Linked DNA regions of Homo sapiens: region 1 is linked to region 2. A link is an interaction called in ENCODE POLR2A ChIA-PET data of the cell type or tissue named here. Cell type or tissue: PC-3. All regions are shown on one strand. Each heading gives the region's core, and the rest is flanking DNA. Links, peaks and the distances in the headings are about the cores only.

What was found. ChIA-PET counts read pairs that join two places held together with the same protein. Peaks named below come from ENCODE experiments on the same cell type or tissue, not always from the same donor. Only the 100,000 strongest peaks of a DNase experiment are listed, where the experiment ranks them.
Region 1: POLR2A ChIA-PET joins it to region 2 with 5 read pairs; 3 of 35 experiments call an interaction of 5 or more read pairs at or near these places.

The regions. Positions count from the first base shown.
Region 1 is chr13:45,178,708-45,183,105 of GRCh38, forward strand. The region is part of intron 4 of GTF2F2 (general transcription factor IIF subunit 2); the gene reads left to right. Among named protein-coding and RNA genes, the nearest start is that of KCTD4, 20 kb to the right of the region's middle. In PC-3, for the core only: no CTCF peak of the experiment used is centred there; no DNase peak of the experiment used is centred there; H3K27ac peaks cover 607 bases.
Region 2 is chr13:45,290,076-45,294,473 of GRCh38, forward strand. No RefSeq gene overlaps it. Among named protein-coding and RNA genes, the nearest start is that of SNORA31B, 44 kb to the right of the region's middle. In PC-3, for the core only: no CTCF peak of the experiment used is centred there; a DNase peak (open chromatin) is centred at 2,256.

The DNA of each region.
Region 1 (4,398 bases), core at 92-4,091, 110 kb before region 2:
ACTACCAGTTTTGATCCACTGTTTCAGTAATTTATAACAAATCACCACCAAACTGGGGCCTTAAAACAACAATGATGTCATATTTCCATGAATCTGTGAGTTGGCTGGATTAAGCTGGGGGCTCTACTGTTCACATGATGTTGACTGGAGTTACTCATGCATCTGCATTCAGCTGGGGGGTTGGCTAGGGTGCAGTGTCCAGGACTGCTTCACTTATTGCCTGAGAGTTGGTGCATGTGGGTTGGGGTACCTTTGCTCTGTCCTTTGTGGTTTCTCTTTAGTGCTCTCGTCATTTAGTAGGTCTAGCCCATGCTTCTTTACATGGTGGCTGTTTTCCAAGAAAGCAAAAGCAAAAGCTGCTAAGTCTCTTAAGGACTGGGCTTGGAACTGGTGCAGCATCACTTCAGCTGCATCTGTTGGTCACAGCAAGTCACAGGACCTGCTCAGATTCAAAGCAAGGGAAAATAAAATAGACCCCACCTCTTGATGAAACTAGCGGTGTGCAAGTACAGGGAAGAAAGGGATTGTTTTCAGTCATCTTCAGAGATAGTCTACCATTATCACATTAAACCATGCTCAAGGCTTGAGATTTCTTTGATGGGGTATCCAGGGATTGAAATTAGGTGATCATTACAGTGACCATGTAGCTTACCTGGTTACAAGGTGGAATCTTTTTGAGAGTAAAAAGGAGCACTATTTTTAAGCATGCCAATACTTGGGGTGTAACTAGACTGTCTGTGGCAAACTAGGACTCTGGGTCACCCTAGTTAGTTTATCAGGAGCTTTTAAAATTTCCTTCTTATCACTGCCCTGAAGGTATATAGTCCTTTGGGATTTTAATTTTTTGTGGAAATGAACTCCTGTTAGACTTTCTACCTTGTATAGGCACTGGACTTTGATTTATGTCCCTCATGCCTTGGGAGGCTGTCTAAACAAAGAGTCTCATTTTCCTTGTATTGGCTCATGACCACAGGGAATCTCATTTTCCCCATATTTGGGGCTTGTAATTTCTTATTATCTTGTGGTCTTTTTGATACTTTAAGATTTTATTAAGCTTTTTAATTGTTTTTCAGAGGGAGATTTTATCTAAATTAAGTTAGCCCACCATTATAGAGAATATAGACCAGCATAGTTAATTTACTCGAAATAACAGATGAAAAAGAACTGAAGGAATTTCTTAACATCAAATAAATGCCTCTTTTTCACAAGAAATACAAGTTCCCAAGAGTTTCTTTTAAGTTGGGAGGTGGGGGTGTAGATGTGGGTGAAGAATTAAAGAATTGGAGTCATTATATTATCTTTTTTAAAAACTCCATGTTTTTCACTTTTTGACAATCTATCAATTCTCTGTTACGAAAATTTTGAAAATTATAATCCTCAAAATAACGTCTCATTTTTACTTAGTTGTGTTATCACTTCATCAAGGCTGTAAAGACTAACATTCCACAACTAATTTCCCTGCTGTTTAACCTTAGTATAAATTATAAATAAGTTTGTACTTTCTTCTTGGCTTTTGATCATGTCATCTTATTCTTGAATTATTTATTTTTATTCTGTATTGTCTAGATTTCACAGTTACATCTCTTTTCTTAAAAAACACTCATAGGTGAGCTTTAAAAATATACGTAGTTTCTTTTCAGGTCCATTATAGAATTTTAGTCTATACTATAGACTCATGCGTATTTTGTGTCTGTTTTAGTTAGACAGTTATAATTTTGTCATTTTTTTCCGTATGTGTGTGTATGTATGTGTAATATATCTTCCTCAAAGCAAAGTTTTGGCTGGTCAGCAAATGTTTAAATGAGTATTTTTGTGGTAATTATAAACTCTGATCTAATTTGGTCCATACTGCTTGTGTAAGGAAAAGATTGCTCATTTTGTTTTTTCAAGTTTTGTGTGTTTGTAGCCAAATGAATTGTACTTTTATTTCTACATGTTTATTATACTTCATGTCAGTCATCTAAGTTACCTTACTTTGTTGCTTTAATAAATTTTTATCCAATAAAAATTTATTTAATTAATTTTTTATTGTGTCCTAATGTTTTCTTTAGAAGGGTGTAGTGACTTGAAGAAAGCATGGATTTTTCTTTAAAAGAAGTATATTTTTGTATTGGTAAATTGCTGGTCTCTGATGTGGTCTTTGTCATATGTAGTCATCAAAAAACGAAAGTGATCTGGGCGTGGTGGGTCACGCCTATAATCCCAGCACTTTGGGAGACCAAAGCAGGAGGATCACTTGAGCCCAGGAGTTCGAGACCAGCCTGCCAGCACAGTGAAACCCCGTCTCTACCAAAAAATACAGCAATTAGCCAGGCATAGTGGTACGTGCCGGTAGTGTAGTTCCAGCTATTCAGGAGGCTGAGGCAGGAAAATTGCCTGAACCCAGGAGGTGGAGGTTGCAGTGAGCCAAGATCACACCACTACACTCCAGCCTGGGCAACAGAGTGAGACCCTGTCTCAAAAGACAAAAAAACAAACAAACAAAAAAAAAAAAAACCAGAAAAACCAAAGGTGATATCCAGATATCATGGCATCAATTCCCTTCATATACCTCCCTCTCTTCTTCTTCTTGCTGGCTACCTTAAAAAAGGAAAGGGTCATACTTTTCAACTAGTGGCACCTTGAAATATATTTTATTTTTCACAGTAGATTTAAGGAGTCATTGCTTTTGCTGTAAAATAATGAGTCAGAGTAAAAGAGCTTAGTCAATAGAGATCCTTTAAGGAATCCTTAAATGAATAACCAAGAACATTTTAAGCATGTCAATTACTTGTATATGAACATTTCTCTCTGATGTTCTTAAAGACAATTATTAGGTTTTAAACAACAGCAACTTTACATTTTATGTTATAAAGCTGTATAATACAAAAACAATTAGTATGTATTTAGAAGTAAATATAAAATAAATCTATTAACCTGTGGATGAGTCAGTATTGCTTTTAAGTGATCTTCATATTTCGGCTATATAAGCCAAAAAAACTTACTTAGTATTATTGTCTTTGGGTCACTTTTGAAAGCTAGAGGGAAAGTTTAGGTTGAGAAAATGTCTCATCCAAAAGCATTGTCTTTTGGGTTGCTTTTCATCTGTTTTTTAATTTTTAAAAAACTTTGTGAGCTTGAGCACATTGTGTTAGCTTAAGTGTACAAAAAGCTAGCGGTAGCTTTTCTTGATGCTTCTATTGATATGGTATTGGGGAGAATGCCTAATTGTTTGAATAGTCTACCACAAGCTTATTAATTTAGAAAACTAGAGAGAATAATGCTAGCTCCTTAGGTAACAAATGGCCGCCCTGCTGGCTGAAGCTTTAGACTCCTCCCTCTCTCTGGAGGTAGCTCCTTATGTAGCCCCTTCTTCTTCATACCCTGCCATTTCTAAGAATTTGACCATGTCTCTCTTCCAGCTTCCACCAGTTTAGTTTTTTAGACTACATTTCACTTTCCTAGTGTTGTTTATTTGTTTGTTGAGACAGTCTCGCTCTGTTGCCCAGGCTGGAGTACAGTGGTGCAATCTCGGCTTACTGCAGCCTCTGCCTCCCGGGCTCAAGCAATTCTCCTGCCCCAGCCTCCTGAGTAGCTGGGATTACAGACGCCCACTGCTACGCCCGGCTAACTTTTGTTACCTCAGGTGATCCACCTGCCTCGGCCTCCCAAAGTGCTGGGATTACAGGTATGAATCACTGCACCCGGCCACTTTCCCAATGTTCTTACTTCACTCCTTCCCAGATGACTCTAAAATAGCGTTCAAGATGCTTTGTGATCTTAAGTGTTTTTTAAAATTGCTTGGTACTGTGGGGAAACAGAATTATGCCTTTCTCTCTCTATGTTTATACTCTTCCTCCATCTCCAGAGCAGGGCAGTACAAGAGTTTACTATATCTCAAAAATCTGTGAAGTTGTTGCTTTGCTTACTTGATGTAAAAATAGTCTCCCTCCTCCGATTTGCTTAAAGGTAGTCTACTTTTTTCTTAGATGGTCCCATGGAAGAATTTTTAGTTCATTTTTAGAAATCATTTTGCTGATTGTTCACTATTGGTAGCTATTCTTCAGGTTTAATTTGTTAATAATTCTGTACATGAATGAGGAAAATAGGCCTAGCTCACAGAGGCTTCTTTCCTGGTTATCCCTCACGTGCCAGTCCCCCTTTTTCTTTCTGTGGTTGAGGCCCCACAAGTCTCAGAAATGGATTCTCTGTACTAGTTTTTTCTTGTAGCACACTCGTCAGGCAGGCTGGGTTCCCTTTTGGTTAACTGTGGCTTCTTCCATTATTTTAACTAGGTCTTGGCCTAGACTAATGAATGAGTGGAGGCACCCCCTTCCTTCAGTATTATTTTGCCCATTTTCAAGGTTCATGTCCTTTGTCAAGTAAGTCTCTTACTGAGTTCCAGGATCTGGTCCGAAG
Region 2 (4,398 bases), core at 222-4,221:
GTATTTACTAAGCATGACTGTATCTCAGGCACTAGAGACACAAAAGCACTAGACATAAGCATTCACAATCTAGTGGGAAATGCAGCTGTGGATGGGTAACAATACCGTGTAGGTACAGAAGTGCAAATGAAGTGTTGCTCTCCATGAGAAGACTCTAGTTAATTCATTGTTGCCACTTGTGCTCTTCATGGATTTCCAGTGTTTCAGGTATTTGAATGCAGTAACGTATACTTAATTTTAAAACCTCATTGAATATAATTTAATCATTGATAATTCTTAAGACACAAAAGGATTTATACAGTGCCTCAGGCTGATCTATTATGAACACACAGTGGATGTCTGTAATACAACGATCTCAATAGAATGTTGAATTAAGAGCTTACTGGGCTGGTCCTCTTGACATTTAAGCTTTACTTCTGATTACCATTCCAGTGTATTTCCTTGAACAAAAGCCTGTCAACCACTTTGCCATTTATTTATTCAGTGAAAAATCATTGCTGCCAGGCACGGTGGCCAGCACTTTGGGAGGCCAAGGTGGGTGGATCGCCTGAGGTCGGGAGTTCGAGATCAGCCTGACCAACATGGAGAAACCCCATCTCTACTAAAAATACAAAATTAGCCAGGCGTGGTGGCACATGCCTGTAATCCCAGTTACTCAGGAGGCTGAGGCAGGAGAATTGCTTGAACCCAGGAGGCGGAGGTTGTGGTGAGCTGAGATCGCACCATTGCACTCCAGCCTGGGCAACGAGAACAAAACTCCGTCTCAAAAAAACATTGCTGCCCACTGTGTGCCAGGCACAGGGGTAGAGGTGATACGTATTTGTGATAATACGTACTACCAGTTCTCTGCCTGTCTTACTAAATAAAAAGGAAGAATAATAGCTCATGTTTCTTGGACCCTTACTGTGTGTCCAGCACCATGCTAAACATTTAACTCATATAACTCATTTAATCCTCCCAGCCACCCTGTAATCTGTGTTCTCTTATTATCTGTGTTCTATCAATGTGAGTCCAGAGGCACTGAAAGGTTAAAGAACCTGCCCTTGGTCATACAGTAGAATATACAGTAGAACCTGCCCCAGGTCTAGCCAAGGAAAGGAGGCAGATCAAATCCCAGAATGGCACTGTGGAACATAGGCTCCTGGCCACCATGTGTTAGATAATGGGTGCTCCACTGCTCAGTGCCCACAGCTATCATTCACCTCCCTAGGGTTCAGTGACTCCTCACTAAATGCTGGTGGCAAAGTCTCAAGAGTTACCTTTCCTGAACCAAAAATAATTGCTTCAGGATTCTGCCTCAGTTGCTTTGCCTGTAGAGATTGGGTTTCCAGTGTTTATTTCTTTTGTAGAGTTTCTTATTATGGAATGATGTTCTGTCTTTGCTGTAGATTCAGATGAGGAGATACTTCCCATTAATGACCACAGATGGCCAGTGTATTTGATTTATTTCCATCCAAGACTCAATGACTCTCCAATGCCAGGCTCATGAGAAAATTGCCGGCTTGGGTGGTCACAGCTGGGGGTCTTTGCCATGGCCCAGTGAGCACAAAGGAAGTCCGTCAGCTTGAGACCCCCAGGTAATGGGGATACAGAGACGAACAAATAAGACAGGTCCTTGCATTTAGGGAGCTGTGGTATTGAAGAAGACTGGGAAGCAAATAAATGGCAGCATAGTGTCTTAAGTGCAGCAGTAGAAATATATGGGAGAATGTTTTAAGAGCTACCTACATTCAAAGCTTGGGACTTTGAACAAGTTGCCTACCATCAGTGCCTGTTTACTTGTCTGTGAAACCGAAATGTTAAAGAGTATCTATCTCATAGAATTGTGATGAAAATTAAATGTCAATTTAATGCTCATATATGGAACACTGCATGGCACATAAAAAGTACTTTATCAGGGTTGGCTATTATATAAAATATGGGGTAGCACAGAGAATGAAACAACTAGTTAAATTTTTGGAGAATCAGGAAAGCTTCTTAGGAGTTGGTATATGAATTGTGTTTTAAAGAAGTCTAGGAGTTCATAAAAGTCAAAGAGCAGGAAATACAGAAAGAGCAAATACAAGAGAATTCTAATAGCCTTACTTCCCCAGGTGGTTTGAATGAGAACCTGCACACACTTTCAGTGTACCTGCAGATACAGCAGATTGTAAAGGATTGTGACTTGACAAGTTAAGTATTTTCTCAGTCTAATAGAGCAACTTGGAATCAGGTAATCTGACCCTGGGCCCAAGTGGAATGGATGAGGTGTTAGGCGGGGCTAACCTCCATCAGCTCTGCACACAGGTGCAAACTGATGCCAACAACTCAATGACTCCTTTATTTGCAGCAGGCTTTTTCCTGTTGACTCATCCCTGAACACATTTCTTTAATATAGTCTAATTAGAGTAGCATTCCAAAACAGCCTGAGAGAATTATGTGTTAGAAGTTTGAGGTCCCAATCACTTACTCTCCATCACTGCAAGCTCTAATAAAGATAAATAAGGAGGAGGAGCTAAATGAGGTCAAATGATTCACCTTCTTGGTGGAGGCTCAGTAACTCCTAGCTGGACTAAAGAACCTAGCTAAGAGCTGAGGCCAAAGTGGAGAATCTCCTTATCTTTTTTCAAGCAGAGATAACGGGTCACCAACGGAAGTTGGCCTGACTTACCACTTGCAGGTGAAAAATCTGGAGTAGTTGGTCTCCCAGAGGTGTCACAGCCTAGTGTGCACACCCTGTGGGAGTGGACATAGGGGTTCAAGAACACAGCAAATACAGAATGGGAAATGGATGAACCTAACCACATCAAAATTCCCTCATACATTGTTAAGGAATGTTTGTTAACTTAGTGGACATAGAAAAGATGGACTTTTGAAAAGGCACAAATGATTGAATGGTAGCAGGCTACCAAATGAACTCTTATCCAAGTGCCTTCAAGCCTGCCTACTCCCCCAGATTCCCCTCTGGACTACCAATTACCTCCACCCCTATCCCAAAGACACAGCTGAGACATTTGTGAGCACTCGCTCAGCCATATGTTCAGACATTTGTCAGATGTTGACCTCCAAGAGACACAACTGGCATGAAACTGCCAATTAGCACTTCAGAAATAATGTTCTCTCACCAGTGATGCTAAAAGGGAAACTTCATATAAAGGAGAATATATTTGTGAAACGCATATAAAGGATTGTATCCAGACTATATAAAGGTCTCTTAAAACTTTAATAAAATAATAAAACAATTCAGTTTTAAAACAGGCAATATCCAGGCGAGGTAGAAAAAAGAAAAAAAATTAATAAATGTGAGAACATACATTTCATCAAGAAGGTATAGATGAACAAGCACATGAAAAGCTGCTCAGCATAATTGGTCATTAGAGAAATGCAAATTACAAAAGAATGCTGCATACCTATCAGAATAGCTAAAACTTTTTTTTTTTTTTTTTTTGGTGGGGAAAGGGGGTGTTTTGTTTTGTTTTTGAGACGGAGTATATCTCTGTCACCCAGGCTGGAGTGCAGTGGCACAATCTCGGCTCACTGCAACCTCTGCCTCCCCAGTTCAAGCGATTCTCCTGCCCCAGCCTCCCAAGTAGCTGGGATCACAGGCGTTCTTCACCACACCCAGCTGACTTTTGTATTTTTAGTTGAGATGGGTTTTTTTTCCATCTTGGCCAGGCTGGTCTCGAACTCCTGGCCTCGGGTGATCCGCCCACCTCAGCTTCCCAAAGTGCTGGGATTATAGGCGTGAGCCACTGCCCCCGGCCAGAATAGCTAAAACTTTAGAAACCTGACAGTGTCAAGTGCTACCGAGCATGCAGAGCAACCAGAACGCACACATGGTTCATGGAATGCCAAAGGATACCGGTTCTTTGGAAAACAGTTTGGCAGTTTATTGTAAAGTTAAACACACTACCATACGCAACCCAGCAATCCCATTCCTAGAAGCTTACCCAGGAGAAATGAAGACATATATGCACACACAAAAGCCTGTATAGAAGGATTTATAGCAGTTTTATTTATTTATTTATTTATTTATTTATTTATTTTTGATACGGAGTTTCGCTCTTGTCACCCAGGCTGGAGTGCAGTGGCACAATCTCAGCTTACTGCAACCTCCACCTCCCGGGTTCGAGTGATTCTCCAGATTTGCCCCCAGAGTAGTTGGGATTACAGACATGCGCCACCACAACCAGCTAATTTTTTTTTTTTTTTTTTTTTTTTTTTTGAGACGGAGTCTCACTCTGCCACTCGGGCTGGAGTGCAGTGGCGCAATCTCAGCTCACGGCAGCCTCTGCCTCCCAGGTTCAAGCAATTCTCTGCCTCAGCCTCCCGAGTAGCTGGGATTACAGGTGCCCACCGCCACACCTGGCTAATGTTTTGTTTTGTTTTTCTGAGACGGAGTTTCGCTCTTGTTGCCCA